Regions from separate parts of the Homo sapiens genome. Here region 2 is linked to region 1. A link is a loop called in an ENCODE intact Hi-C map of the cell type or tissue named here. Cell type or tissue: PC-9. All regions are shown on one strand. Links, peaks and the distances in the headings refer to the core of each region. The heading gives the core; the rest is flanking DNA. Region 1 overlaps LOC107986023 (a long non-coding RNA gene). Region 2 overlaps LOC107986023 (a long non-coding RNA gene).

What was found. A loop is a pair of places that touch in the nucleus more often than their neighbours do. Peaks named below come from ENCODE experiments on the same cell type or tissue, not always from the same donor. Only the 100,000 strongest peaks of a DNase experiment are listed, where the experiment ranks them.
Region 2: it touches region 1 in a loop (2.1-fold over the local background); 4 of 110 quality-filtered maps call a loop at or near these places.

Annotation. Positions count from the first base shown.
Region 1 is chr3:130,842,354-130,858,917 of GRCh38, forward strand. LOC107986023 (a long non-coding RNA gene) reads right to left here. Exons shown (of 3, transcript XR_001740492.2): 2 at 6,495-6,646. LOC105374108 (a long non-coding RNA gene) reads left to right here and starts at 2,482. Exons shown (of 3, transcript XR_924486.3): 1 at 2,482-2,585; 2 at 2,705-2,824; 3 at 4,232-4,317. It also overlaps a transcript of ATP2C1 not described here. RefSeq lists an enhancer at 7,829-7,908. In PC-9, for the core only: no CTCF peak of the experiment used is centred there; DNase peaks (open chromatin) are centred at 7,928 and 8,258; H3K4me3 peaks cover 1,739 bases; H3K27ac peaks cover 1,928 bases.
Region 2 is chr3:130,784,707-130,801,270 of GRCh38, forward strand. All of the region lies in intron 2 of LOC107986023 (a long non-coding RNA gene), which reads right to left. Among named protein-coding and RNA genes, the nearest start is that of PIK3R4, 46 kb to the left of the region's middle. In PC-9, for the core only: no CTCF peak of the experiment used is centred there; no DNase peak of the experiment used is centred there.

The DNA of each region.
Region 1 (16,564 bases), core at 6,919-9,418:
GTGATGTTATTTGGAGATAGGGTTTTTATTTGGAGATAGGAAGACCATGTGAATATACAAGGTGAAGATGGTCATCTAGAAGCCAAAGAGAGAGGCCTCAGAAGAAACCAATCCTGCCAACACCTTGATCTCAGGCTGCTAGCCTCCAGATTTATGAGACAAAAAATTTCTATTGTTTAAGCCACTCAGTCTGCAGCACTTTGTTATGTCAGACCTGGCAAACTAATACACAGTATATACTAGAAATGAATAAATGATAAATGTGGAATTATAATTCTGTGGAGAATGAATATATGGGGCTAGGAACATCACCTATCCATTTGCAAGAAAGTAGAATAGGGCTGGCGTAGTGGCTCACACCTCTAATCCCAGCACTTTGGGAGGCCGAGGCGGGAGAATCACGAGGTCAGGAGATCAAGACCATCCTGGCAAACACAGTGAAATCCCGTCTCTACTAAAAATACAAAAAAAAAAAAAAAAAAAAAATACTAGCCAAGCGTGGTGGCAGGCGCCTACAGTCCCAGCTACTTGGGAGGCTGAGGCAGGAGAATGGCATGAACCCGGGAGGTGGGGCTTGCAGTGAGCCGAGATCAAGCCACTGCACTCCAGCCTGGGTGACAGAGCGAGACTCTGTCTCAAAAAAAAAAAAAAAAAAAAAAAAAGAAAGTAGAATAGATCTCTACTTCATTTCATATACAAAAATACATTTTAAATGGTGTTAAATATCTAAATGTAAAAGACAAAGCATATTAGAAAACATGGAGAAAGGCTGGGCATGGTGGCTCACGCCTGTAATCCCAGCACTTTGGGAGGCCAAGGTGTGGGGTGGGGGAATGGATCACCTGAGGTCAGGAGTTCGAGACCAGCCTGACCAACATGGTGAAACCCCGTCTCTACTAAAAATATAAAAATTAGCCAGGTTGTGGTGGTGTACACCTACAGTAATCCCAGCTACTCAGGAGGCTAAGGCGAGAGAATCGCTTGAACCCAGGAGGTAGAGGTTGCAGTGAGCTTAGATTGCACCACTGCACTCCAGCCTGGGTGACAGAGGGAGATTCTGTCTAAAAAAAAAAAAAGAAAGATAAATATTTTATAACATCAGGGTCAGGGAAATCTTTCTTAGCAAGTCAGTTAAACCCAGGAACCAAACACTGGTAAACTGGACATGCATTAAGGGTGGTAGCAGCCCTGTGGCTGACAGGATAACTTTGAGCCAGGTGCCTAATGCTGCAATGAATGAAGAGCCTGCCAGGGAAAGAGAACACTCTAAACAACTGTCAGGCCCAGAGAGAATGAGGCCAACTTACAACAGCACCAGCCAAGTGAGAGCTTTCTATTCACAGTGTCTCTCCTTCCAACCCCTGCCTTTGCCCTGGCAGCTTCAGAAATCTCAGTGAGCAAGCTAGGAGAGGAGGAGAAATGCGAGAGTGAGACCACTCCTCTCTGTTCTGCTGAAAGTAGTCAGTGCTCAGTAGGTTTCAGCTAAAGTGAAGTGAGAAGGTCAATCATGTTGAAAATATTTTCTTCGACTAGGCTATATCAAATTGAGACTTGCTTAGGATGAAATTATTGTAGGATTTTCTAGTTCCTTTGAGTAACTAAAAAAGTCATGCAGCCTGCTCCAAAATTTACTCATATACAGAGGAAGGTGCACACACACACACACACACACACACACACACACACACACACAGGTCATATATAAAGGGATAGTAGGAGTAGAAAATAATTTCTTTTTATAATATCACCCCATGACTTCCCTGTGTTCAGTGAAGAACTTACACACAGAAAGAACTTACCTAGTGAGAAAAAAAAATCAGGGGGAACCTATTCTAGATAGAAAAGTATGGAAACCCCCTCCAAGCAGGTATGATTTAAGCTGAGGCCTAAAGAATGAAAAAGAAGGCAGCTGCATACAGGGAGAAGGATTGCTATTTTTTAAAGGTACAAACTCAAAGAGCCAAGAGAACAGGAGTGAAAATAAACGCCAATCTTCCGCAAAGAAATTTCTATCCTCTCCTTAATGGAGTAAGAAGGGGTCTGGTCAAAATGCTTCTTAACAATTGCCAACCAACCACCTTGTTTCTGCCCCCATTTCCAGAATTACTTGGTCTGCCAATTCTGGAGCCTTTGGGGAATTCTGTAGTGCAAATTGGGTTTCTTCTCTGTGTTCCTTGCTGTTGCCTTAACCTTCAGCTCATTTGTTAAGTGAGTTACCACTTGTTCTTCTGTTCCCTGGCTTCCACATTGTTACCATCTGTGCTAAGTGTTGGGGACAAAATGGTGACTGAGATGAACAAGATTCCTGCCCTCATGGAGCTTATGTTCCAGTAGAGGAGACCAAAAAAAAAAAAGAGTAAACAAATGAATTTAAAAATAGCAAACTGTCATGAGTATTAATGGAAGAAACTCACGCAATTAAAATTGGAGTTTAAACTAAGCCTCTGAGAGAGTGTTGATTTTGCATTCCAAAACAGGTACTGGACTCTTGCTAATTAAAGTAAGGTACACGGAAACAGAACATCAACATCATCCTAGAACTTGTTAGAAATGCAGAATCTGGGGCTCCATCCCAGACCTTCCAGGTAATTCATATGCACATGAAAGATTGAGAAGCATTATAGTAAAACCATATTTTTAGTTTTCATATAGAATTATCAGTAGCATGCCCACCAATTTGAAATTACCCCATTTTCCTTAAAAGGAAAAGCCTCTTTCCTCTTCTTCTGGGTTGGTGCTAGGCCTCCCAGAGGAGCAAATCATGACTGATGGGGAGAAGAAGGCAACACAGCTTCAAAGACCTGCCCCAAATCCATCAAAAACAGTAAGTTTGCTGGGAGATTTGAATGTTTCTGTTAAAGGAATAATTTGCAATTCCATCCTGAGTGGGAATTCTCAAGACTGGATGAAAGAAGATAGAGTTAGAGGATTCATCCCAAACCATGGGCATGTTGGAGACAAAGATGAGCAGGTTGTACTTGGCGATGGGTTTGAGAAAGGATGTGATTTGGGAGATTCTTGGTGGTAAGGGGGTTCCCTGTTTCAGGTTTAGGATCCCTCCATCCCAACTTGAAAAGGATGAGAAGCTAGTGGCAGAAGAGGGAGAAGAGGGGGCATTGGGTAGAGCTGGCTCTATTTTTTGGTCCTGGGCCTAAAGCAAGAGTTGATTTCCCTGAACTAAGGCTACTAATAGCACCACTGTACCTTGACAAGAGAAAATGAGTGAGAGAGAATGTGGGAGCAGTCAGATATCAAGTCAAGATATCACCTGATGAGAGGCCCATGTGAAGACTGATATGCAGGAATTTCCTTATGGGAAAGTGGCTGCAAAAAAAGAGATGGGCATTGGCCTGAGGAAAACCACCCCTACTGGGGAAGTGTGTTTTAAATTGTGGGCCTGCTGGAAGCTCTCAAAGTGCTTTAGCAAACAGGGCATCTATCTTTCAAACTCCACCTGGGAAATCCCTCTACAGCCATGTCCCTACCTGATAGCTCCCAAACCAGTGGCTCTCAAAGTGAGGTTCCCAGCAGCATCAGCATCACTGGAGAAGTTGTTAAAAAAGCAAAATCTCTGCTCCTCCCGCAAGACCTACAGAATTAGAAAGTCTGAGGGTGGGGCCCAGCCACCTGTGCTTTAACAAGCCCTCCAGATGATTCAAATGTATGTTCAAGTTTGGCCTAAACTATGCAGAAAATGTCTTTTTTTCTTCAGTGGAGGACAAGTGTCTCATGAGCGTGGAAATATTGTTAAATTTGAGAAATTAATACTTGAAACCGAAGAGCAAAAGGCATAAAAGTTGCACAGTTTATAGAGCAATTAGAAACATCAAAGTTGCTGAATGATGGTTGTAATGGGAATATAGAGGGATTTTTGAAAGTGAATTTTGGGAAAGTAAAAATACACCATCTGCAGATGTAGGATAATTATTCCCTATGTGGTGAGGGCACTAAGAAAATGTACTGTGAAGTAGCAGAAGTGCTTTAATCATGCAATAAGGTGGAATCTGGTGCTGCATAAACTTGCCCTGATGAGCAATATTAAATGCCTCCCATTCCTCTCTTGATTGTATTTGATGCTGTCCTTAGGGGAGTGTAAGACTGGACCAGTATCTACAGATCTAGTGGGATGAGAGTGATTTCTCAGTAGAATTCATAATAATAAATGATTTCTGTTTTCTGAGCTAGCAGCTTCTCCATCATCCTAACTGCCGGCCCTTCACTCTGTATCCAGGCTGGATTAATTCCCAGAGAATGGAGTCATTTTCCTGATGGGAACTCTTAGCACTGATTGGAAGGAGGAGATTAGCGGGCTTTTCATTTTTGTCCTGATGCAATTTGAAAATCTCATCAATTCAAAGGTATCCTGGAGACACTGTTTCTCAATTCTTGTTTCATGTTTCTCAACCTGTATTTAACCCTTGGATCCAATTCTTTCTTCTTTGTCATTCTCTTTCAATGAATATGCATTGGTATATGTTAACTTAACACCTACTGTGTGCAATGCACAGTGCTAGATGACTTCACAAACCTACATTTTCATCCTATCTTCTTTAACATTTGAAAAAGAATAAACTGTAAAATATCTTTCTGCTCACTCCCTTACCACTATTTTTCCTGGTGTTGGCTTTGCCTCATTATGTTGCTTTTCAAGTGAAGAATTTGGGATTCCCCATACTTTAAGCCATTTGCAAAAAAGCAGATTATTATTAGAAAGCACAGAGAACACACAAATATCCTTTCATTGTGGGATTACAGCCTTAACCTATGACTTTCCTGGATTCATGGTTTCTGTTAGTTATTTTTCTATCGAGGACGAGGGGTGGGAGTGAGTTCTGCAAAATAACAGATAACTGCTTCCACTCTTTTTTTTTTTCTTTTTCTTTTTGAGACAGAGTCTTGCTCTGTCACCCAGGCTGGAGTGCAATGGCGTGATCTCGGCTCGCTGCAACCTCTGCCTCCCAGGTTCAAGTGATTCTCCTACCTCAGCCTCCTGAGTAGCTGGGATTACAGGCACACACCACCACGCCCAGCTAATTTTACTATTTTTAGTAGAGACAGGGTTTCACCATCTTGGCCAGGCTGGTCTTGAACTCCTGACCTCATGATCTGCCTTCCTTGGCCTCCCAAAGTGCTGGGATTACAGGCGTGAGCCACCGTGCCCGGCCTGCTTCCACTCTTTATTGTGCTACTTTGCAGAGGGCAAAATATACCTCATATACTTGTGGAAGAAACACTGGGCCCTTCAGTCCTTGCAGATATAGATTGTAGCCACCAGGACTCTGGTCAGCTGTCTTTCATCAAGGCACCTGAGCCACAGGGGCAATAAAAAATGGCACGCCTTAAAAAAAAAAAAAAAAAAAAAAGGGCACTTCTCCAAGCTGTGATGGCAGAGATGTCCATACTGTAAACTTAAGGAGACTATGCCTACCACCTGAGAAACAGGGTGCATAAATTCCCACATTCATATTTTATTAAATATAGACGGACCATTGAAACCTATGTCAAACAGAAACTGAGATTGTAGTAGTTTTCAAAAATTGGGAAGCAGAATATCTGTATCTACAAATACAGCTTCTTTTTAGCATCACCAGAATCATTTCATAAAGGAATCTTTAAGAGGTAGGTAATGATATGAACATTATTTATAGAGAATTCAGGACAGGAGGTTGTATGATTGTTTGAGAAGACGTACTTGCTCTCCAATCGTAGTCTGCAAATTCCTAGCCATCTGTATTTGTATTTCTCTCTCTTTTTTTTTTTTGGAGACAGAGTCTTGCTCTGTTGCCCAGGATGGAGTGCAGTGGCACGATCTGGGCTCACTGCAGCCTCCGCCTCCCAGGTTCAAGTGATTCTCTTGCCTTAGTCTCCCAAGTAGCTGGGATTACAGGCACGCACCACCACACTCAGCTAAGTTTTTGTATTTTTAGTAGAGACGAGGTTTCACCATGTTGGCCAGGCTGGTCTCAAACTCCTGACCTCAAGTGATCTGCCCGCCTTGGCCTCCCAAAATGCTGGGATTACCAGTGTGAGCCACCATGCCTGGCCTGTATTCCTCTTTAACAAGGTAACACCATGTCTTTCCTTCTTCAAGTTAATAGGTCCTTGAGAATTCATTTCTGGGAGTGGGTTAAGTGGTTCTGCAGTATACAGGTTGGATACAGATACTGGAGTCAGGTTTACCTGGTTAGAATCCCCTTCGCCTCTGTTTTTGCAGCTGTGCGACCTCAGCAAATTGTTACCTTCTCTGAGCTTTAGTTTACCCATATGTTACTGTAGGATTACATGTGATAATACATGTAAAGACTTTAGCACATCACCTGGCCAAAGGGCCCAATTAGTATTAGATACGATTTATATTCGTTATCAATTAAATTCCTAAAGGAATTTTAATTGAATTTGTTTCACCCATTTTTCTTTTTTGTGCTTAATCTAATAGAACAGTTTTTGTTTGGGGATGCTGCATTTCTCCCTCCCCATTTCTTTTCATCACTCACCTCAGCCCCAGAAAAAGTGATCCTGAAACAACTGTGGAAATGAAGTCTGCTTTGTGTTCGTCTGTTGGGAAAAGATTGGATCACCAGTCATGCTGTGGGTGTTTAGCAGGCTGCTGGCTTCTGCCCACAATAAAGAGGCATCTCTGAAGGTTCTGATATTTTTAAAAAGAGAAGCAAAAGGGCAGTTAGTGGATCTCAAGGGTTCGTATGAACGACACATTTCCCTGCCCCCACAATCCCTAGGGCTGCCTCTCTTTCCAGGGCTTCAAGTTGGCCCAGGGTATCTGGCTTTCTATACTTCTTGTTTTTCTGGGTCATGAACTGGCAGGGAGCATGCAGCACTGTGCCCTTAGCATTCAGGTGTTTCACAAGCACACTGCTTCTCTCTTGCCCTCATTAGAGTCAGCTGTCTCCAGCATACAGAGAAGGACGTGCAGAGCCTCTGTATGCATGTAGCATGGTGCACCTGGAGAGGTGACAGAAGGGCAGGGCCTCCTCCTAGGAGCCAGCTCCAGTAGCAATATGTAAATGACTTCTTGGAATTGCCAGGCTGGTCCTGGTGAGTCTGGAAGATCACCTTGCTAGTGGGCCCAATGCCAACCTGACAGATGGCCTGGGCTGCTTGCAGCACAACCAGGTTTAGGCCATCAAGTGTGTTCCCTGAAGGCAGGTGACCCATCCAGGAGTGTCAGGGAGGCTGTCCAGGGGGACAACTAAGGCTGCAATGTAATTTCCCCAGCTCTGCCTACCTCCTCTTCCCCGCAACTTGCAGTGCTCTCTAGGAAGAGGGAAAAACCAGGGCTTGCTTTCACCCTTAAAGAAAACTCTGGGTCACATAATTTTTGTTGATGTCCAGTCTGTTTTCTACATGACAGCCCCTCACAGAAGTGACCAAATGTTTCCATCAAAGGAACCAGCTACTGTAAAGTTTAAAAGGATAATAAAATAGTAATGTCTATTTGGGGCCCTAGTTTAGAAAAACCCTGTGATCTCTATAAAGTATTAAGAAAATATTGAACTTTCAAATTTTATGATTTCATGTCCTCTAAGACCACAGACCTCTTGGCATTATTTTTCTTTTGTTCTTTTTTTTTTAAGCATGAATCTTTTTTTTAATAAGAGTTAGAAAGTAAACATAAAACATTTTCTCTCACTTACATTCATAGTTTTTAAAAGCCTAGGGAAAGTTAATGTTTCTGAATTCAGCCTGTGGATTTGAGATAAGGATTCAAGGAGAGAAGGCTTTTAACTCAGAACAGAATCTGTTTGCAGCTATTGTTCAATTAATGTAAAGTATCTGGTTACTGGGCATGTTGCATAATGCATCACAGTGCAAGCCAAACGTTTTCAGTGCTGACAACGAGCTCCTTGATAACAATGAAGAGTGAGGTAATTTGTTAAATTTTTTTGGAAGTCCCCTATAACAGTCTTCTCAAGACTGAATGAATCAACACTTTCCAGCTCAGACCGCAACTGAGCTGTGTGTCTGTGTGTGCGCATGATGATAAGAAATCTAGAAGGAAACTGGGAAAACCACATCTCATGCCCTGTTTAAGAACTAGAAAAAGTGTCAGAAGAATTAAAATTAAGCCTCACGAGAGTCTGTGGGTATGGAAAGTCACCAGCTAGCTAATATTAACATAGCTTGCAACAGAACACTGTTGCTAGAAATAGGACAGTCGCATCACTACCACTAAGCAATTTGCATTCTGTGGACCAGCCCCTGAATTCCTATTGCCCTTTGGGCATTGCATTTCTGGACGCTTCTAGACAGTGTTCATACTTGGCTGTCTGGTTTCACCAGGAACTCTACCCAAAAGAGGAAACAGCAAGGAGAACATTTGCTTTGTTTGTAGGAGGGAAGTTGTCGAGCTACAAACAAATCTTTAGGCATCTGAGGAATTGCTAAGTTTCTAATTTCATATGGTTGCTGACAAGGAGGTGCAGACAAGGACCCTCTTGCTTTCCTCACTATGGATAGTCTGTTGCCTCCATCTAGATTCTCTTATTTCAAAAAATATCCTCTCCATGCAATTAGGAGATATTTATCGACGCTGAGAAACCAAAGAGCCGAAGAACAGGTATCATTTTGTTTATATTATCTTTAAAATGAACGGGTGCTTGTTCCTTGTTGCTTTTACGTCGCTTAGTGATTTCATTTGTGCTGGTTTACATGTTTATAGGTACAGGTCAGATCCTGCTTGTGGCTGTTCAGACTTGGCAATCAGAAAGCAAGCAGGCTTGTGAGAATTTATTTAAACTTGGAACATTCAGATCCTGAGATTAAGCGGAGTTCTGTAATGAAGCCACATGCTTTCTTTCTTCTAAAGAGCTACTCTATCAAAGTTAAATTTTGAATTCTTTGATCATTTTCCAATGCCTCAGATACAAAATTTGACACTATTAATATCTCAACAAAGAAAGTATCAGACCCTAGAAGTACACTTGTCTTCTTGTATTTATGGTTATGTTTACATAGCCAGAATTTGCAAAACAAAAAACATTTTATAAACTATAATAACCTTAAACAGATCATTAACAAGCTATAAAGATCATTCAGAAGCAGTTGGTCATTTTTGTGTGTGTAAAAGGTAGGAGGTAGAGCACTGCCATATTCAGTCTTTTTAGCCAATCAAAAGCTATGATTTCCAGCAGGAGACACTATCACTTGGGAATATAAGCATTTTTAAAACTGTTAAAATGTCTGATCACATCTCATTTAAAATCATGCAGTCATTTTTATGGTGTGAGATTTATATCATTCCATTTCTTTGATCTCCAAAAAAGACATTTCTAAAAATGATTTTTATGAATTTTACCAAATTGTTAGAAGAAGTAGCAATATCTGATCCATTTAAATCTAGTGATTCATTTAGGAAGAAGTGTGGCGGTGGTATACAAATGTGAAGGACAAATGTATAGCCATACCAAAGACCCAGCAGTCATAAATTGCTTGTGCATTGTGCTTGTAACTAGAACTGCAAAACTATGCAGGAGATATCACCAGTGTCCTGTATTTTTTTCTCCTTTGTGATATGAGATGACCCACTTAATAAAACACTTCCAGGAAATGCAAGATAGGTTTAGCAGACAGAAAATCCTCTCATGACAGGTTTCCCAAAAAGGCAATGCATAATTTGGAAAATAAAAATCATTGCTACTGTTTGAGAGGAAACTGCTTGTATGCCCTGCTTTAATAATTTTACAAGGGCCAGAAATTCAAACAGACTCTGTTCACTAAGGGAGCTAGGCTGGTCCAGTTTATCTTACTTAGGCAAGGTGTCACCATTAAAAGACCAACTTTTGGTTTCCAAGTTTCAGCCTGCACTTGCTTTTGATGTAGAAAGCTAGAGAACCAAGTGGTAGGGCTGTATAAGTTTTTGTTTGCCAATCTTTTAATGTTCACGGGCTTCTTCAGGCCTCATTTATTATGGAAGGAAGAGAGGTGGCTGAAAGGATGGGAACACAACTGTGGAATGTGAATTGAGTGATTTTTTTTTTCTCAGTATTGTAAGTTTTCAGAGATGTGGCTATATTGCTTGTGTAGTTCTATGGTTCTTTGTTTTTAGTTTATTGAAGAAGTATTACAAAATGCATTCAGAAGACCATTAGAATTTAACATAAAACCTCTGACTTGGACAGGGTGGGTAGTCCCTTCCCCAGTGTACAACCATTTGGGACAACCTAGGAACAGCTGGGAGTGAGTATTATGCTGAGTTCTTAAATTCTTATATAAGTGAATTGAATAATTAAGAGAAATAATATATTTGATTTCTTTTTAAAGCCAACTACAGCTCTGCAGACCTAATGTCTCACAGAATTAGAGAAATTAGGTCAGAGTTCATCATAACTAACCTTGAAAGCTTGTTGGGAAGTTATAAAGGAGGTTAATAATGTCTACAATCTTATGACCTGCATATTTGTTGCCTCTAATCCTTACATTCTTGTATAACTAATCCTTGATATAAAAGTGAAGGGATTGAGACTTAGAGCCCTTAAGAGCCCTTGCCCATGCAGCTAGAAAGTACCAGAGGAAGATGTGAATTTCTATCTCATGGCTTTAAATTTTATTCATTTTACCACGCTTGATCCCTGAACAATCTAGTAATAGCAAAATATCACCCTGCTAACTTTTCTCCTTGAGAGATTTCTAAAATTTCCTATATTCACATAGCACTGTCATAATTTTTACTGTTTACCACATCTGTATGATTAATTCCTCAATATTTTTCTGTATTTGTACTTAAATCACATTATTAGAGTTTATTTAGAAAAAAAGTTCATATCATGACTGTAAATGGAAAACCATTGTCATTAGCCGTAAGTAAAAATAATTAATAAAAGCAAAACAGTATTAAATTCTAGGTAGATACTATTGCCTGTAAAACCTCCAAGCCTGAAACCTGCTCATTTGTTAATAAGGAAGATTAGCTTTTAAGAGAAAGGTTAGAGCATCCTAGGAGCCAACTGAGAAAGTTTCCTGGGTGAGGATGGAAAGGAATTAAAAGGTAGATAATGTTTTTCAATCCAAAATGATTCAGTGTTATTGAATGTAGTGTCTGCATGCCACTTAAAATCTTCTCCCACCTCACTTAGCGCTGCTAAGTACCAACCATGTTGACTTCCACATACTTGGGGAATATTATAACAGAACACCATCTGCTTCTTTACTTTTGCACATTTAAATGAACTCCCCCCTCTAGCCTAGAATTCTCTCCTTTACTTACAACTTGCCCTCCTGGAGGTCTCCTGTACATCCTTCAATACTTGGATTAAATGGGCTCAGTGAAAAGCTTTCTCCAGTGCTGCTGGGAAGAATGAAGTCTTCCTTTTCCAAGATATTTTGTTTGCTTCAGACACAGCCCTTACTACATTCTATGTAGTAAATCATGTGATTTCATGTCGATATTCGTGCACCCATGCACACATGACACTGGATGTTATCTTGTTCTTTGTTCCCTGAGGCATACTGGAGCCTGGCAGATACTGGTGTAAAGGTGACCCACACAACAGGCAGAGGGTACACACTGGATTGACTGTGACACAGACCTCCTTTGTTGTTTTTACTAGGCCTAGAAGTTCCCCATACCCCTTTTCTGTGGTCCAAATTATGATCATTGTTACACTCACCTTGTTCACATATGCTTTATTGTTTAAAACTTCTCCTAGTGCTCTTCTCGCACTTGGTGTCATACAGACAAGAAGATTTGACATGAGGGTTGATTTGTTTGGTAGCTTTTTCTGGTGGTGGTAGTGTTATTCCTGTGATACAGCCATCAATAGGTTGGTAGGTTATTTATCAAATTGAGAACAAATATTTCATCCTTTGCTTCCCTAGATTCTCTTGCAGCAAGTGTTTCACAAAGCCAAATCCCCACATATGTAGAAGATTAACAGCATTAATGAGATGAAGATGCTGAAGGTTGGGAAAATTTGTTAACCTTTCTCTCAGAATTATTCAAATGGTGTGGTAGTAACAGTGGTGGTGGTGAACGTTGGGCAGCCTGAGCCTAAATGGAGTCTCAGATGAGTTTGAGTAGGTGTGCTGAACGCACGCATAAGGGTGTTTGGTTTCGGTTATTTTATTTTGGTCTGAGGGCAACATCCAGCACCTGGCTCAGATGTTGGTGTCTAGTTTATAAGGAATGAGTGAGACTTGCAGGCAATGTTCCCCTAAGTACTAGAGACTCAGCAGCCTGATCTGTGGCTCAGGTGATCAAGCGGGACACTGAGTGTGGAAGGGAGAATTTGCTCCACTTCTGGGCTGACTATAGTCTAGCTTTAGCCTGGAGATGCCTGCCAAGAACCAAATACCTCATGAACCCCTGGGGAGTACTGCTCTTAGGGGCCAGCACCCCTGGGCTACATATGGGTGCTAGCACCAAACAATGAGAAGACAGTTTGTCAGCTCATGTGGGACAGTCTACTCTCTCTCCTTGGGTGAGTTCTTCTATTCCCATGGTTTCAAACACCTATTTGCTGAAAACTCCCAAATGTTTATACCCAGAGCACTTCAGCCTTGCATCCAATCATCTACTTGATATCTCCATCTGAATGTCTTGTGAATGTTGCAGACTGAATGTGTCCAAAGAGAATTCCACAAGCTCCAAACATGCTCCTCCCCAGGTTTTTCCATCAATCAACACAAAAGCTCAAACCAGAAACCTGGGAGTCACCTTGGCACCTCTCTTTTTCCCTTTCTCCCCCTTACGTCCCCTTCCTAATCCTTTAGTAAGACTTCTAAAATAGTTATTGAATTCTCCATCTTCACCCTTCTAATCCTGCCAACCATCTTTTCTTACTTGAACTATTGCAATAGTTTTCCAATTCGTGTCTCCATGTTCACTCTGGTTATCCTACAATCTGTGTCTCCTGTAGCAGTCAGAATTTTCTGCTTTAAATGAAAATCTTATTTTAGCTCAATGCGGGGAATATGATATTATTTTGTTTGCTAGTTTAGTCCCAGTGCTAAGCATAAATCTGGCACATAGATGATAAATTAATGTAATTGAATGGAAAAAGGGGACTTTGTAAGTATTAGAGAAGCCGTGGGGTTGGAGGGTTCACGGGGCTGAGGTGTTTTTATGCAGGTGAGGGTAAGAGATGGTGAAAATAGGGTTATTATCCTTAGTAAGCAGAGGCTGTTGAGATCTAGGGGAAATCATGTAGAGGAATTTATTTTACAGACGTGAAACTAGTGTCACAAACTAAGAGATTTGCCCAAGCTCGCATGGCTCATCTGTGTCAGTGCTGGGATTAGAATTTGGTTCGCTTGACTCTCATTCTGTTATGTATAGTGAACCCCTAAGCAGAGATGTAGAAAAAGGCCATATGAGAAAAAAACTCTACAGGATGGGTCCAGAGAATAGGTGATGCCTGAGGGTCAACTTGTCAACTTGTCAATAACAAATAAGACGTTTTGATGAGAGACTGAGGCAGAGCAGAGCCTGCTCTTTTTTGCCTTGTCCCTCAACTTACACTGCCCTTCAGCAGCCTCGCCAGTCTGAATCCCCACTTCTATGTGTCCCTGCAGGAGGAAAGCCGAGAAGGAGTCAGAAAACACAGGCCAGCTAATTTAATCTACAAGAATTTGGGATGACCTGTACCAATGTCTCGCTCTCTTGAACAGAGATTTTTTTTTTCCTGATTGAGAAATACCATTCAAGGGCTGATCTGACAAGTCTTGCCTGTTTAACAGTGAATCTGCTTAAAATGAGGAGAGTGGTCTTTGGGCCCAGGGGGCATGTACTGTAGCTACATTTTAATTACAGAGTAGAATCAAATTTTGTTTTGGAAGCTGTTCTAAAGTTTCCTTTCAATGGCTTAAGAAAATGTTTCTAGTTGGAACGGGATCACTGGAATTTTTTTTCTTTGCTGCTCTGTTTCTTAATGAATGCTAACCTCAAAGTTGCACTGTTAAATAAATATTTGAATTTAATTTGAATTTTAGAAACTTATTTCTGCATTTTGGCTCTCATACTTACTCTGAATGATACTATAAAAATTAAGAACTCCCCATTCCAAAGAAAACTATATTGAGATTTCCAAGGCTAAATAAGGATTTGAGGTTGCTGATGTAGGCTCTGATTCTCTAGGTAAAATGATAGACGTTTCACTACAACTTGATTTAAGAAATGTTTTTAGCTCCATAAAGTCAGTAAGTTGGTTATATCTTGAGTGTATACCAAAGCTATTCATTGTAAAAAGTCTTTTTGAAAAGTCATGAAATGCTATCCATTGTCAGTTCAAATGATATTTGAGGGGAAACTAAAAGTGCTTCTCCATGTCCCCTTAGCCCCATGCTTATGATCTTTCATTGGCTTCCATTTGCTTTTTGGATACAGACAAAGCTCCCTAATGTGGAGGGGTTTGTGTGGTCCAGCTCTGATTCTCTCCCTGCTGCATGTTGACCTTGCCCCCTGTGCTTGTGCTTGAGTAGAAAAAATTTCAGTCCTTCACAAACAGGAGGAAAAGATTTTCCTTGTAGAACTTAATAAATGTTATCTCATTTATACCTAGTGTTCCATTATTGGAACAATAAGCATGTGGGAGTTATTTACATCCTACTGCTCAAGGCCATCGCCAAGGTCTGATTGCAAAAATTCAAAAAATTGTAACTTTGGGCACAAATGGGTTAAGATAGAGGACAGAGAGTCTATGCCACTCCTGTGGAGGAATTTGTATAATTATATATAGGTAACATTGACAGTTAAATTGTGACAACATGAAGTTGAACTTTAATATTTCTGATTATTAAATGTGACATTAAAAGTGGAACTATTTTATTATGGTAATGACAACCTTTTCCTCTATCTGAAGGGAGAAATTTTTTAAATGAGCTATGTATTTACCAAAAAATAAAAAGCTACCAATGGTTTTTCACATTATCTACAAGATGCCTGAGAGTTATCATTGATAGCTTGCATAAAGATAAATGGCTTTCTAGTTGTCAGCAACCACCCTCATGGTCTTTCTCTCTCCCAAATATGTCTTCACTATCTAAGAAAATATCACCATCCTGATATTTAGGCAGAGGCCTAGGTTCATCTTTGGTGCTTTCTGCTCCCTTAGTCAATATTTAATCTATCACCAACTCCATTCAATTCTACCCCTAAAAAACTCCCAAACCGGTTGGTCTACTTCCCTCTTTCACCACCCTAGCCCAAAGACCGTCATTACTTCTTGCCTGAAATACTGTAATACCTTCCTCATTGGTCTCCCAGTAATCCACACTACAGTCAGAGAGGTCTTCTGAACACTACCACCTAGCCCCATGCTTATGATCTTTCACTGGCTTCCATTTGCTTTTTGGATACAGACAAAGCTCCCTAATGTGGAGGGGTTTGTATGGTCCAGCTCTGATTCTCTCCCTGCTGCATGTTGACCTTGCCCCTCTGTGTTAGTTAGGGTTCTCTAAAGGGACAGAACTAGAGGATATTTGCATATATGATGGGGAGTTTATTAGGAGAATTGACTCACATGAGTCACACGATCACAAGGTGAAATCCCACAATAGGCCGTTTGCAAGCTGAGGATCAAGGAAGTCAGTCTGAGTCTCAAAACCTCAAAAGTAGGGAAGCTGACTGTGCAGCCTTCAGTCTGTAGCCAAAGGCCTGAGAGCCCCTGGTAAATCACTGGTGTTAAGTCCAAGAGTCCAAAAGCTGAAGAACTTGGAGTCCGATGTTCCAGTGCAGGAAGCATCCAGCATGGGAGAAAGATGAAGGCCGGAAGACTCAGCCAGTTTCCTCATGCCACTTTCTTCTGCCTGCTTTATTCTAGCTGTGCTGGCAGCTGATTAGATGGCGCCCACCCAGATTGAGGGTGGGTCTGCCTCTCCCTGTCCACTGACTCAAATGTTAATCCCCTTTGGCAATACCCTCATAGACACATCCAGGAACAATACTTTGCATCCTTCAATCCAATCAAGTTGACACTCAATATTAACCATCACACCCCCTGTTCTCTGAACCCTAGCTATAGCACACTTCTTCTATGTATGCAAGTTTCCCTGCTACTTCCTGGCTAGGGCATCTGTTCCAATAATCATCTTTCTATCCTCCCTCAGTTAGTATCTACTCTTCCTTCAGATTTTAATTCAATATTAACTCCTTTAGAGCAGCCTTTTCTGACTTTTCCACCTTGCTTCATTACATCCTTTGAAGGCACTTGGTAACTGTCCTTTGCTGTATTTATCCTAGTAGCAATTTCGCATCTTTCTGTGGGGGCTATTTGATTCCCGATGTATCCCAGGTGACTAGCAAAGTGCCTGACAGATGGAAGGCACTGAATACAAGTTTGTGGAATTAGTGAATGTGGGGAGTAGGGGTGCAATGAATTCTATCTTGAGACTGAAGTACTTGAAATAATCCTGGATGTTAGACTTTGTGAGGAAGATACATGACTGCTTTTGTATATGTGTTTGTGTATGTGTTTTGTAAGAATCTTAGGGCTGTAGTACCAGAATGGCTGAGTGATTAAGGTATTGGACTTAAGAATCATAGGGCTAATTCATGAAGAAAGATAGGTATGCATTTGGGAGGTTCCGGAGGAAATAACCATGACCAATGGGT
Region 2 (16,564 bases), core at 6,644-9,143, 58 kb before region 1:
GTTCCCACTGTAGCATCGTAACTGGTTCATACTGATTAATGAGTTAATCAAAATATTTGACACATGTACATTTTATAGTTGGTTTTACCTTTTAAAAAATCTTTTAAGTATGCATTATTTTAGATCTCAAAAGGAGAGAGTTGAATGAATCATTAACTATTTATAATTTAGGATGCATTGCCACCTTTGATTCTGAAAAAGTCCTTTCTCTTTTTTTTTGAAGTGGAATCTTGCTCTGTCACCCAGGCTGGAGTGCAGTCGTGTGGTCTTGGCTCACTGCAACCTCCGCCTCCCAGGTTCAAAGCGATTCTCCTGCCTCAGCCTGCTGAGTAGCTGGATTACAGGCATGTGCCACCACACCCAGCTAATTTTTGTATTTTTAGTAGAGATGGGGTTCCATTTCTTATATGTTTGTTTTCATAATATTTTTTTTCCCATAGCTCACTTCTATTTTCTCTTCACCCCCAACATGGACAGCTGTTTTAATGAGTGTAATGGAAATCTTGTTATTTGAGTATGTTCTTGCAGCTTGGTGGTATTTTGTGTGTATATATGTTTTTAATTGAGGTGAGACATATATGAAAGTGCATAAAGTATACTAATCTTAGGTATAGGGCTCAATGATTTCTCAATCACCATATGTATATCCATGTAATCACCACTCAGTTATAGAATATTTTCAACACTGTAAAGTTCCCTTGTGCCACTTCCCAAGTAATACCACACCTACCACCTGCCCTACCTCCTCAGAGGTAACCACTATTCTGACTTCTATCTCTATAGATTAGTTTTGCCTGTTCTTGACACTTTATATATGTTCTTGAACATATCACACTGTTTTCTCTTCTGCATCTGGCTTCTTTCACTCATCATCATCCCTATAAGAGTCATCCATGTTACTGTGTATAGGAATAGTTTGTTAATTTTTTGTTGTTGAGTAGTATGTAGTATTCAATTTTATAAATATGCCAGAATGTATTCATTCTCTTATTGAAGATGAGAACCCAAACCATCTACATTTATACAGTTGACTACCTACCTTAGCATGACTCTACTATTTCACTGGCATCATCAGGATCATTTTACTATTTTAAGAAACTCTTGTCTAGGAAGATAAAAGTCACAAACCACTTTATTATTCATTCCAGGAAATTCTTGAAACTCTTCAATAGAAATCAACAAACAATAATTTACACCTTTAGTTGCTTTAAACCCTTTACCTTGCCTTGCTGTGTCCATCAATCCTAATTATCATATTCTTTTCTGCTCCTAACCAAGACCTACTCTCTTACACTGAAAGACCCACCTTAAAGCACTTCAAGCTATCAATAAATATCCTGACTTGGTCCTTACCACTCTGAGACACTGCAGAGACTCTGTCACACTACAGAGACTCTGTCACACTACAGAGACTCTGTCAGGATAGTTCTCGATTCAGCTTTGTCTTTATCAACAGGTAGTTTGAGTGATAATTTAGGGAGCCAACATTAAATAAGGGACAGTTGGCTTGTTTCTCATTTTTTGGCTTTTATAAATAAAGCTGCTATGGGGATTCTTACACATGTTTTTATGGACATAACCCCTTTCTCTTGGGTAGATATTTAGGAGTGGGATTGCTCACTTGTATTCTAAGTTATCTATTTAACTCACTGGAAAATTGGAAGATATCCCCTAAAATCAAGCTTTCTGGCTTTTTTGAAAACCTGGAAAATACTTGGCAATACTGGGCCAGCATTCCTCATTGTCACAGTCAGCTAGAGCTGAGTAGCAGCTCATCACTAGACAATGATGAGCTCTCCTCTCTGGCTCATCCACCCAATTTCCCCATGTAAGTCATCTGTCTGTCTGCTTCAGTAGGAATGTTATTAATAGCTGGTAACCTCTGTTCTAACCATAGGCTTGGAAAGGGTAACTCTTTAAGCTTTTATTAATTCTACTCCAGTATAGATAAGCAAGAGTGGTTTTTATTGAAAAGGAATAGGACCATCAGGGGCTGAGAAATGAGGCCCCTCTGCCACTGATGGGGGAAAGCAGCAAGAATAGAGAGCAAAGATGACTTTGGAAATCTTGATCTATTTTGCGATTTAATCCAGAGCCAATGCTCTCTAGAAGGAGACTGGCAGTGGAGAAATGAGAGGAATCAAAACCAAAAAAGACCTAAATCAGTCTCCCTTACTTATTATCATCATAAGTAACATTTATGAAACATTTTTTGCACTTAGGGTATTGCAGATGTAAAGAAAAGTTAAAATAGCTCCCTACTGTTGAACTGAAAGAATTTAACCCAAACCAGAGTCCTTTATGCTATAAAAAAAGAAATAGGTCATTAAAGACTAATACAGCTTCTTTTTATTTTGGTAGGTATGTGAAGAGAGCAGAACAGAAATCAAGCGTATTTCCACATAATCAATGGGGGCTCATCGACTCCAAGGGCCTGGGATAAGACTCTATGCTAATTGAATAAATTTTTTCTTCCTCAGAATGGGTTTTTTTTTCCCTCCCAGCCTATTAAGATAATGCTTGGGAGGCATGTCTGTGCTTGGTATAATAAGCCTATTAAAAGGAAGTGGTCTGTCTATACCTGATACAGAGTTGCAAAAAAGATGTCATTCCTTCCCATAACCCTGCATCCAGGGGAAGGAGAAATCAACTCTTGGCCTTCTTTATAAACTTATGCTAAAATTGCTTAACCCTCCCATAAATAAAATTTGTGTCTACCTGCTTGGCCTGGTATGATGGTCTTAGGGCAATTGAGTGGTCAGTGAGGGAAAAAAAGTGAGGCTTGAACCATCTCGTTCTCATATTGGCTCAGCCTATTCTGTGTACTAAACCACAGAAACACCCGCAGGAGAAGGAGGGTGGCTAGGGGAGAGATGGAAACATAAAGACCCAGGATGCTGGGGCACAGCTCTGGTAGTATAGAATCTTCTGTTTGTCGTGGTAGCTAAGAAGATACTGTCTTCTGATAGGTGAAGGGAGGGAGACCATATATCTGAATTGCACTTACACTGTTTAAGAGCCAAATAAATCATATCCAACATCATTTGTCAAAGAGTTTGACGTGAATTGAATGACTCCATCAGATGTCAACCATGAAGAAAGATAAATGAGAGGGCTTTTCACACCAGGCTAATTGTTAGCTGCCCAGAACAACCTTGCGGTTTGCAGCTGCGGTTTGCAACCTTGCAGTACTTGACCTCCAGACTGTCAAAGTGCATGATCCTCAATCATTCAGGCCAGAGCCTGCTGCTGTTAACCCTCTCCAGGCCAGGCCAGGCTATGAAACATCTGAGCCTCTGTCTCCAATTTCTACTCTGCCTTTCTTTCTCTGATCCTCTGCAATGTCTTTCCAGGTTCTCTCTACTCCTACCCAGTATCCAGCTTCAGCCTGTCAGTCAGCCTGAATCCTCATATTTCAACCCACAAATTTGTCCTTGAGTTAGTCACCAGTCTCCTTTGTTCAAGTTCTAACAATGCTCAACAGTCAGCCTGAACTCCCTGGGTCTCCTCTCGAGAATTGTTTCAACAAGCAACCAGGCCAAGTTTCTTGCTTCCCATGTAGATGTTGGAAAATATTACAATGAAAAGCATCCCAAGATATTCCTCCAACCTAAGTCAGAAGCCCTTAGCCCTTTATGTAATTTTTGTTGTTTAAAAACTTTATCAACTGCTTTCTTTATGCCAAGTGTATTAGTCCGTTCTCACATTACCATAAAGAACTACCTGAGATGGGGTAATTTATAAAGAAAAGGAGTTTAATTGGCTCATGGTTCTGCAGGCTGTACAGGAAGCATGGCTAGGGAGGCCTCAGGAAACTTAAATCATGGCAGAGGCAAAGGGAAAGGAGGCACATCTTACATGGCCAGAGCAGGAGGAAACGGGGGAAAGTGCCACACACCTTTAAACAACCAGATCTCGTGAGAACTCACTATCATGAAAACAGCAAGGGAGAAATCTGCTCCCCTGATTTAATCACCTCTCACCAGGCCCCTCCTCCAACACTGGGGATTACAATTTGACATGAGATTTGGATGAGGACACAAATCCAAACCATATCACCAAGCATGGTACTAAATGTTAGTTTAGGCATTAACTCATTTCATTGACATTTCCATGTTTCTAAAATGATGTATCCTCAGCAAACTGATGCTTGGGACAGTTCAAAAAGTTATGGTATGGGATCACTTATGTTTTTAAAGTGTGAAGTATAAGCCAATTTCCTTAGCTACCTCAGTCATCAGCTCCAGTGAACTAAAATCAAGTGAGGCCTTTACCAATGAGTTTGTGGGAAACGTTGAGGATATAAAACACATTTAGGAGATATTAGAAGCATCATACAGAGAATTAAGTTTAATGCCCTCCATTTTCTGTGCAATAACCTGTAGCTGCCGCCCCTCAAAGCTCATCAGTTTTGGCTGGACAAGATATTTCTTTTTGAGATCATAACCACACTTAAACATTTATATTGAGCCCTACAATTTAATAAATTTATCTAACTCAGTCTCTCTGAGGAGTCAGCCTCGTCATAACCCACGTGTAGAAGGACTGAATGAAGCTGAGCCCTAGACTAAGCAACCCCATGGGAGTCAGGAGACATAGGTGCTACACAGTCTCTCCCACCACTAGCGCTGTGACCTTATGAGAGTCACAACATCTGGGAACCTCCTTTCATAATCTGTAAAGTTAAGGGAGAGGTTCAAATAATCTAAGTCTCTTCAGTCTAACATTCTATCATCGTGTTAATCTCCTATCACACGAGTTATGCAGTCACCACATGAAAATGCATATAGGAGCCAGGCCAAATAATGAAATGGCTAAATGTTGGGGTGAAAACAAAACTGGGCTTGGGGAGGGAGGAATTTAACACAAACTCCCCTAATCCCCAATATATTCTCCAATCTCAGGTATGGACAATTGATGTTTTCTCATCTTGTATAAAGTGCTAAGTAAGCACAGCCTCATGATAGCCTTCCACTTCCAGCCACAGTGTCATGCCAATCCCTCCATTATAGAAACCCTGGCGCTGCAGCTGGCCAGGAGTGGGAACTGGAAGTGGTAGGACTGTGGCACATTAAATAGCATGTACCCCATTTGTAGTGGACCTTGTTGGTGTCCCAGCTGGAACCTACAGATCTCTTTCACCAGCTGCGTGCCCTTCCCCCACTTCTTACATGCTTTGCTGCTAATACTTCACCCGTGTGGCCTTCAGAGGCTTGCTCTTGGGCCCTAAAGTTAATCACTGATAAGGACGAGGGAAGAACTTGGTGATTATGCTGTCTCCTCTTCCTGCAGGGGAGGAGGGTATATAAAAGCTCAACTCCTTTAACACTAGGAACAATAAACTGAGATATCATTTGTTTTAGTCTGTAACTTCACCTGGAATCACACCCTTACTGGGCTTCTCCCCTTCCTTATCATGTTTCCCAACTCCCTTATCAGTTTCTCTTGGGAGCACTTTATTTATTTTTGTTTTTAAGGCAGGGTCTTGCTCTAGAGTGCCGTGGTGTGAGTGCAGTGGTGTGATCACAGCTCACTGGAGCTGGAGTGCAGACTGGAGTGCAGTGGCGTGATCCCAGCTCACTGCAGTCTCAACCTGCCAGGCTCAAGTGATCCTCCTGCCTTGGCCTTCCACCGTGCTGGGATTACAGGCATGAGCCACCATGTCCAGCTGGGAACACTTTTTAAATAAATCACTCACACCCAAATTCTTGGCTTAGAGAATCTTCTGGGAGAACCTGATCCACAATACTACCTAAATGCATTCACATGCATCTTTTTAAAAAGATTACTATTCTGTCACATGAGGTGTATCAAAAAGTCAAATTTAGCCAGTAAACTGCCAGTTTAAAATGTCTGATTTAATCTAAGAAAAACTTTTATTCCCAGTCCAGTAAAGAAAGCAAGAAACTTGACAAAGGTACTGAAAAATTTGACAAAGATGTTGAGAGTCTCCAGAGACCTGTATATCTAATGCCTATGGCTATTACAAGCTCTTAAGCTTCCTAATGCATTTGGTTCTTTCTGCTCTATATATCAACATCTGCTATAAACATTGAAGAACAGAAACAGAGTGCTGTAATTCTTGGGCTGGTTTATGATGCAGAGTAGAAATCACTTATTCTTCTATATTTTAAAGGCCCTGTAGTATTCTTCGTATTAATAATGCCTAACATTTGTTTAATGTAATATACTATTCAAGTACTTTCTAATACATGACCCTGTGCAATCCTTACAATGTTTCTGTGAAGTAATATTATTGTCCCTATTTCACAGATGAGGAAACTAAGGCTGTGAAAACTGCAAATCAGAAACATGAGTCTAAAGCGTGGATGTTTTTCCAGCATATAGAGCGTAGGTGAAAGACCTACTCTTTCAAGATCAGAAAACTGCTGATTCCAAACCATCTAGTTTGTAGCGGGAGAAGAGTATGTGAGAATTGAGATAGAAACAATTAATAGGGAATGTAAAAAAAGGGAAAATAAGATGTTTCCAGGAGAAACCAAAGAAGGTGATATTATGAAGATTTAAAAAAATAAGTAAAATAGAGAGGAGGCAGAAAATGATGTGCTCCATAAGAAAGGTGGAAAGGTAGAGGGAGGAAAGTTTGGTGGAGTCAGATGAAGAGCCCACTAAGAAGATAAGTGGGAAATGACAAAAAAAGGAAGGGTCAGAACTGAGGCTGGTTGGGTCAGTTTTGAGGGTAACAAAAACCATAAACAATATGCACTCATTGGGCAAGCCAGGTGTTAGGGCTGTCCTGACAGACATGAAGGAAATCCAGAGAGCTGTCTGCCAGCCTTAAGAGAGGTAGACAGCTAATAAACTGGCCAAAGACTGGGCCAAGTCAGGAATGGAGAGGTTTGGTAGTAGGCAACAGGCTATAGCAAGCTGCAGAGTCTGCAAGCTGATAAGGAAGCAAAGATTGCTTAGCAAGCTAGGATCAGGAGCTCCAACATCAGGTTGTGGGAATTCTTTCCCATACATAAGTTCCAAAAAAAAAAAAAAAAAAAAAAAACCTATCTTGTGCAGGAACTATGCTTTGAGAGAGCAAGAGGTGATGTTGAAATACATACCCAATCATGAAAACTGAGGTCTAAGGCAAAGCAGATCAAGTCTGAGCTGCAGGCCAACAGGATGCTGATCTGGCCTTAAATTTTTCTTATTTGCTTGTCAGTTTGATCTTAGAACCTGAAGTCAGCTGTAAGACTGTGGAGCACAGTGGTTAATAGTATAGACTCCTAGAGTTCATCTGCCTGGATTCAAATCCTGGTCCCACCACTTGCTAGCTATATAGCCTTGGACAAACTACTTAACTTTTCTGTGTATCAATTTCTCCATCTCTAAATTGGGGATAAGAATAGTATCTTCTTCATAGGATTGTTAGGAAAATAGCATTAATACATGTAGTAGCTAGGAGGGAGGTTCATATGGTATACATTAAATAAGTGTTACCTGTTATTTAGAGTAGAGCCTGTGACTGGTATGAGGGAAGGGACTATATGGCTAGGAAACCAGACAGGCTATTACAAATGGGGAGAAAGGAAAAAAATCCTTAATAATCATTATAGTATACCGAAGGCTGTCAGGTAGCTTTGGAAAGGGATTGCAGACACTGTGAGGAAAAGTCACTGTCAGAATTTTATAGTTTTGTTTTTCTCAGTGGCCTTGAATCTTCACTATGCTGAGAACATATCCCAATCTTTACAAGTCTTTAAAAGGTCAGGAACTTGGCAATAAGGCTGCACTTTGTCAGCCCTTGTTTTTTGTTTTGTGCAAACACAAAGAACTTCAATCCTATTAATACCATGAGTCATACAAACCAGGACATTTTCTGTAACCTGTCCTGAGTTCCATAATCTTTCACCTGAAAGTAGATATACCTCTGAATTGGGCCAAGGATGGAATCGTGATTTAAAATGTGTGCCTTTTTAAACAGGAAATGATGGAGATAGCTTTTGTCATGCCAAAGTAGATTCAGAGAGGCAAAGATTTCGCTAAATTATTATTACATATATGCATAAATTAATTACAAAAGCTTTTGGTCAAAAGCTTTTATCTGGGAAAAGAAAAAGGAAGCCATGGCTTTAGCTTCATAAGAAGACAGGGTAGAAGAAATGTAACAATGAGAGGGATCCTCAAGTACCTAGGAATAGGAGGATATTGTAGAATCACACACAGTAGGATTTGATACTCACCTAACACTGATTTTGGAAGTCCATGGCATGTGATAAACTATGCTAATCACATTTATATCATACATAATTTTTCCTACCATAGATGTAGTTTAAATGCTAACATCACAAACTATTTGAAGATTAGCTAATGGTTCAGTTTTTCCATTATATGTGATATTACACTAGCAAGCCATGCACAAAGTTGAATTAAAATATTAATTTTCTAAGAGTTCTGGGAGTTGCAAGTTTTATTTCCATAGATATTTAGCACCTCCTAAAAATGAGCTATGACTGCTGTGATGGTTTTAGTAGAATTCCCCTAAAACCTCTTATTTTTTTCCAGACAGTCTAGGTTCTGGCTAACGCAGGAGTGGCATAGAGCTAAATGAAAGGTAGCAAACTCATTTGCTGAAACCATTTTCCCAGTCTGAAAGATAATGACAGTGGCAGCCTCGCATGGGAAAAGGATTTGAAGATAACCAATAAACCAATCTGTGCACTTGCTGAGAATCATAGATACAATATGATCTGACAATGGGCCAGCCAGCCATGATCCTCAGTAAACAAACATTTCTGGAGGGTTTACTGCACAAAGGGCATGCCATTAGGTGTGGTAGGAGATCTAAAATAAACACAACTCATAACCACTACCCCTGAGAATGTTCTTAGCCCATTTTGTGGAGAACACAAACATACTTGAAAATGTGGCAAAACTTCAGAAGGGAGGACCTCTGTATGTCCATTAGGACTCCCTCTTGCAAGAAGAGAAAATAAACTTGAACATTAGAAAAAACTTGGGCTTATATCTCAGGAAATTCAAAGATCAAGTGGGCTGCAGTTGGTTTGCCTGGTAAACTCTGCAATGTCATCAAGGTCCTAATTTCTTCTTGTTTCTCTACTCTTCCTCCTTTAGGCCAACTTCCCTCATTATCCTGAAATGATTGCCACAGTTCCAGGCTTCACCTCTGAATATTACACCAACCACTCTGAAGAAAGAGAATGTATTTCCCAGCGATTTAAATAAGAGTCTTGAAATTTAGTTTGATTGGGCATCTTAAATCCCACGACCACCTGCGTGGTGGATATGTTCATTAACATAAGGAAATTGGGATCCACCCCTGGAATGAGGGAAAGAGTGAGATTCCCTCCCAAACAATTTTGGGCTATTTGAAGGAGGGATAGATAAGCATAGAAGATTCTGGGTACTATTAAAAAGGGAAGGCTGAGCACAGTGGCTCACGCGTGTAATCCCAGAATTTTGGGTGGCCAAGGCAGGTGGATCGCTTGAGCTCAGCAGGAGACCAGCCTGGGCGACATGATGAAACCCCGTCTCTACCAAAAAATACAAAAAAGGAGCCGGGCATGGTGGCACACGCCTGTAGTCCCAGCTACTTGGGGTCTGAGGCAGCAGGAACTCTTGAGCCCAGGAGATTGAGGCTGCAGTGACCCAAGATCGCTCCACTGCATTCCAGCCTGAGTGGCAAAGTGAGAACCTGTCTCAAAAAAAAAAAAAGGGGGGGGGGGTTGGGGGTGGGGAAGAGGAAATGGACATTGTATAGGCAACTACCCATGTCCATTCAGGAAATTCTGCAATCTCTCCTAGAATTGGGTCTAAGATTTCACAGTTAAAATAGTGACCATTTTGTTGAGCATAAACCCCTCATTGAGATTTAATTCATTTTTCCTTTATCCAGAATACAACTGAAATGGTATGAATTCCTATTTGTCTTCATAACACCTCCTCATGTATTTGAAGAGGTCTATTAGGTCATGCCTTCAATTGTCATACGTCTATTTCAAATAATTCGAATTCCTTTTATTTCTTAAAACTTGCTTGAGAACGACCTGTTTTTCTACTTCAGGATACGTACTTATCTTCTTTGGGTGCTCTTTAGTGTCTTAGAATGTGTTGTTAAAGCAGAGTAACAATCTCAGTGGAGTCCTATACTTGCTATAGCTACCATTAACTGAGTACTCTGTGCTGACAGAGTCTATGTGGTTTTCATACTTTAGCTAATTTAATGTTCCTTACAATGTAATGAGATAGTACTCACATTTTTAAGATGAGAAAACAAGACCAAAGAGGTTAAGTAACTTGTCCTAAAGCATGCCATAGCAGAGATTGGATTAGAACCCAGTATTCTCTGATTCCAAAACTTACTCTCTTTACGTTAAGCCAAACTGCCTCTAAAACACTCATCTTCTAGCTTGAGCAATGCTAAGTATGATTGGTGAATAAAAAATATTCCTGCACATTATGTAAATATAAGGAAAGAATAAGTGCCAGCACCTGCAAACCTATCACTTAAAAATTATTCCAAGGTTAAAATATTAAAACAATCTATCCTTCTTCAGTATTCAAATTGTGTCCCACAAATCACTTAATTCTCCTCTAAAGTCAGGTTTATGAAGTGGTGTGGGTTGAATGCATTATAATATATCAATGATTAATGATTTCCATATGCTAATAACATTTTTATAACCCTACTTCGAGTCTTGCTGATTAATTTTAGACAAGGTTACTTAGCTTTCAAAATATAAGAAAATGAATATCCTTTGCTTTAAAGTCAGTAGAAATTCACTGATGAAAGCAGTTATCGGAAGGGGTTAAAAAGGAAAAATGCAAACAATTATGTAATGTTGAGTTTAAGTGAGGAATAGGGGATAAAGGGCCTCAATTGAAGCCAAGCCAAAAAAAGTAATTAGGCTGCACATAATTGTCAGAATGAACTGGAACAAGAAAAATGAAAAATCTGGTCAGGAAAAGAGAGAGACACATCATAGTGCTGTCACCTACATTAGCACAAAATTATCTTCTGGGTGACATCCCTTTTCCCCTCTCTTAATGAGGAATGCAGCTCTTCATACATTTGCAAATACTTCTGACAGTCTTTACTTGGTCTTACTCCTAACAATCAAAGCACTTCTTTTCCAAATGCTTTTTAGATTTTCTTTTCTCTAAAACCACCAACAGAACATATACTAAATAGGATTCTGTCTGGGTTACGTGACTCCAAGAAGAACATTTGGCCTTGGTACCCTTTTAGAAGGAAAAGAAACTTCATCCCGTATTACATAAATGGAGAGACTCAGTTAATTCAATCCAGATATTTTTATTTTCTGGAAACATTTTTAGTTACTAAAAAAAGTTTTTAAGTTTTTCTGCTCATTGTAACCTATTTTTCTGATCCACTATATATTTACTTATTATATAAATATTATAATAATCATAATGTTTATTATATAATAATTATACAAAACAATGTCCCCCTTTTATAAAGAAACATACACACATTTCCATTAGCCTAACAACTCAACTATTCTTTTCTCATGTCCGTTTCCAGTTTGTGTCTTTATGGATATAAAACTTAAAATTTGTTGAAATTTTAATACAAATAAAATTTTGTATTCTGCCTTTTTCATTTAGCATTGGTTGATAAACATTTTACATATTGCTATGTGAACATCATGAATATTTTTAATAATTTCATGATAATTCAATTAAAATAATGTTCTATAATTTACCCAACCACTTCTCTATTGTATGCACAAAATATTTTCAATTTTTCCTGATTACAAATGAAGCTGCCATGAATTTTATCCTGCATAAAACTTTCTCTACATTTTGATATTTTCTTTGGACAAATTCCCAGATATTTTGCTATAATTTTTAAAATGTGCCTAAGTCCATTTGGTCTATACCGTTGCTCAAGTCTAATGTTTCTTTTTAGTTTTCTGTATGAGTGCTCTATCTATATTGAAGTCTCCCTCTATTATTGCATTGCTGTCAATTTCTTCTTTCAGATCTGTCAATATTTGCTATAGATGCTTATGTGCCCTGATGTTGGGTGCACAAATATTTACAGTTATTACATCTTCCTGTTGAATTCATCCTTTATCATTATGTAATGAACTTCTTTGTCTCTAGAGACAGTTTTTGAATTCAAGTCTACTTGTTTGACATAAGAATAGCCATTTCTGCTTTCTCTTGGTTACTATTTGCATGGAATATCTTTTTCTATCCCTTCATTTTCAGTTTGTTTGTCCACGAATTGAAACAGAGTCTTTTGTAGGTAGCATACAGTTGGATGCAGTTTTTGTTAATCTATTTGGCCATTCTGTGTCTCTTTTTTGGGTTTAGTCCATTTACATTTAAAGTAATTATTGATAAGAAAGTATTTACTATTGTCATATTGATAACTGTTTTCTGTTTGTTGTTGTTGTTGTTGTTGTTGTTTGTTTCTTTGTTTGTTTTTGAGACAGAGTCTTGTTCTGTTGCCCAGGCTGGAGTGCAATGGCGCGATCTTGGTTCACTGCAAACTCCGCCTCCCCGTTTCAAGCGATTCTCCCACCTCAGCCCCCTGAGTAGCTGGTATTACAGGCACCAGCCATCATGCCTGGCTAATTTTTTTTGTATTTTTGTAGAGACAGGGTTTCACCATGTTGGCCGGGCTGGTCTTGAACTCCTGACCTCAGGCGATCTGCCTGCCTCGGCCTACCAAAGTGCTGGGATTACAGGCGTGAGCCACTGCACCCGGCTCATGGTTTTTTTGTTCCTCTTTCTCTTGCCATTTTTTTATATTGCTAGGTTTGGGTTCCTTTCTCTTTTTCTTTTGTGAACTTCTATAACTATTTTATTTGTGGTTACCAAGGGCCTGATATAAAATATCTTATACTTTGATAGTCTATTTTAAGCTAATAACAATTAACTTCCCTTGCATGAAAGAACACTCTGCCTTTACCTCTCCTCCCCCTGTGTTATATGCTATTGAAGTCATAATTTGCAACTTCTTATAGTATATATCCATTAACTTTTTTAGTTATAGTTGTTTTTAATATTTTTGTCTTTTAATTTCCATAGTAGGATTATAATGGATTTACCCACTACTGTTATGGTAATAAAGCATTCTCTTTTTTGTCTTCTTTGCCAATGAGTTTTATACTTTTTAATGCTTTCACACTGCTGTTTAGCATTGTTTCATTTCAACCTGAAGAACTCCCTCCAAAAGACTCCTAGATTTGATTAATAATTTCAGTAAAGTCTTAGATTAAAAACTCAGTGTACACAAATCAGTAGCACTGTTATACACCAACAACAACCAAGCTGAGAGCCAAATCAAAAACTCAATCTCAATTCCTTTTACAACAGCTGCCAAAAAATAATTAAAATACCTAGGAACATATGTAACCAAGGAGGTGAAAGATCTCTGCAAAAATAACTACAAAATACTGCTGAAGGAAATCATACATGACACAAACAAATGGAAACACATCTCATGCTCATAGATTGGAAGAATCAATATCATGAAAATGACAATGCTGCCCAAAGCAGTCTGCAGATTCAATTCTTCTCAAAATACCAACATCATTTTTCACAGAATTAGAAAAAAAATCCTAAAATTTATATGGAACCAAAAAAGAGCCTGAATAGCCAAATCAATCCTAAGCAAAACGAATAAATATGGAGGCATCACATTACCAGACTTTAAATTATTCTACAAGAGTATAGTTACGAAAACAGCATGATACCAGTATAAAACTAGACACATAGACCAATAGAACAGAATAGAGAACCCAGAAATAAAGCCAAATACCTACAACCAACTGATCTTTGACAAAGCATTAAAAAAATATAAATTGGGGAAGGGAAACCCTATTTAATAAGTGGTGCTGCAAAAACTGGCTAGCCACATATAGAAGAATGAAACAGGATCTCTATCTCTCCACCTTATACAAAAATCAACTCAAGATGGCTCAAAGATTTAAATCTAAGCTCTGAAACCATAAAAATTCTAGAAGACATCCTAGGAAAAACTTTTCTGGACATTGATCTAGGCAAAAAAATTCATGACTAAGACCCTGAAAGCAAATGCAACAAAAACAAAAATAAATAAATGGGACCTAGTTAAACTAAAATGCTTCTGTACTGCAAAAGAAATAATCATCAGAGTAAATGAATAATCCACAGAATGGAAGAAAGTATTTGCAAACTATGCATCTCACAAAGGACTAATATCCAGAATATACAAGGAACTCAAACAAATCAGCAAGTAAAAAAATTCCATCAAAAGTGGGCAAATTACATGAACAGACATTTCTCAAAAGAAGTTATACAAATGATCAACAAACATATGAAAACATGCTCAACATTGCTAATCATCAGGGAAATGAAAATTGAAACCACAATGAGATACCACCTTACCCCTGCAATAATGGTCATGAAATAAAACTCAAAAGACAGTAGATCTTAGTGTGGATGTGGTTAAAGTGGAATGCTTATACACTGTTGGTGGGAATGTAAATTAGCACAACGTCTATGGAAAACAATATGAACATTTTTTAAAGAACTAAAAGTAAATCTACCATTCTATCCAGCAATCCCACTACTGGTTATCTATCCAAAGGAAACGAACTCATTATATCAAAAAGACACCCGCATATGTATGTTTATTGCAGCACAATTCATAATTGTAAAGATATGAAATCAACTTAAATGCCCATTGACCAATGAGTGGATAAAGAAAATGTGCTATATATACACCATGGGATACTACTCAGCCATAAAAAAGAATAAAATAATGTCTTTTGCAGCAACTTGGATAGAACTGGAGGCCACTATTGTAAGTGAAGTAACTCAGGAATGGAAAACTAAATACCATATGTTCTCATTTATAAGTGGGAGCTAAGCTATGGGTATTCAAAGGCATACAGAGTAGTGTAATGGACTTCAGAGACTCAGAAGGAGGATGGTGGGAGGTGGGGTGAGCTATAAAAACTTCATATTGGTTGTGGCTCACGCCTGTAATCCCAGCACTTTTGCAGGCCATGGCGGGCAGATCACGAGGTCAGGAGATCGAGACCATCCTGGCTAACAAAGTGAAACCCCATCTCTACTAAAAATACAAAAAATTAGCCGGGCTTGGTGGTGGACGCCTGTAGTCCCAGCTACTCGGGAGGCTGAGGCAGGAGAATTGCTTGAACCCGGGAGGTGGAGCTTGCAGTGAGCTGAGATCGCGGCACTGCACTCCAGCCTGGTTGACAGAGCGAGACTCCGTTTCAAAAACAAAAACAAAAACAAAACAAACACTTCACATTGGGTGTAATGTATATTACTTGGATGATGGGTGCACTAAAATCTCAGACTTCACCAGTATGCAATTCATCCATGTAATCAAAAATCACTTGTACCTCAAAAACTATTGAAATAAAAAATATTTTTAATAAAGAAAAAGAAAATAAAAGATAGTCAAAGTAGTAGAAATAGTTCCTGCCTTATGGCTACAAACTGTAGAGAAGCCATTAAAAGGAATATTTCTACAGTTTGTTTAAAAAAAGAAAATAAAAGAAAAAAATTGTTATTAAATACACCTGTGATAGGAACCAGGCCAGGCAATTTTACATACAATATTCACTGTATTATCACAATAACCTGTAAGTACTGTTATTCATATTTTCATGTAAAGAGACAGACTAAGTGAAGTTAGGAAATTTACTTAAAGCCATTTGATGAGAGAATGTTAAGACTTTTACCTTTGTAGTTCTGAAAATTATCAGTTATAATTTCTAAACTTCTTTCTGTTTTGTTCTTGATTTTATTGTAGGGCTACTCAACTATTTGAACACATTATGATCCCATATTATGCATACTGTATTCCCACAACATTTGCAATATTCATAAATATTAAGAGACCCGAAAATGAAACCAAGGCACAAATAAACCTATTAACGTACTTTAGTATCTTTTAAAGTTTTGCTCTCACCCCACAAAGGTTATTCTTTCATGAAAAATATATCAGATACAGTCTCTGAAAGAAAATATAATTACCATTGAAATCAATGTTACACGATTAGTTCAAATATTAACAAAGAAATGTATAGTGGTTCTTGATGTATTTAATATTCAAAGATTAATTAAATATTTACTGCAAGAAAATAGATAAATGATTCAATGAAAACAAAGCAAAAGGTTCATGTGATTGCCAATTCTGTTTCTTAGCAAACTATGTGTATCCCAAGAACTAAATTTAAATCACCTTCAGTCAATCATGCAATAGTGAAGTTAACCACATGGTTGCTTTTAATTTTCTAAGACAAAGAACAAAATCCAAATGAGTCACCTGGTGGTATTAAATCTCCAAAAGCAAATACAAAAGAACAGGAGGCAAATATGTAAAGAATGTAAATTGGCCAGGCGTCGTGGCTCATGCCTGTAATCCCAGCACTTTCGGAGGCTGAGGTGGGCAGATCACTTGATGTAAGGAGTTTGAGAACAACCTGGCCAATATGGTGAAACCCCCGTCTCTACTAAAAATATAAAAATTAACCGGGCGTGGTGGTGCGAGCCTGTAGTCCCAGCTACTCGGGAGGCTGAAGCAGGAGAATCGCTTGAA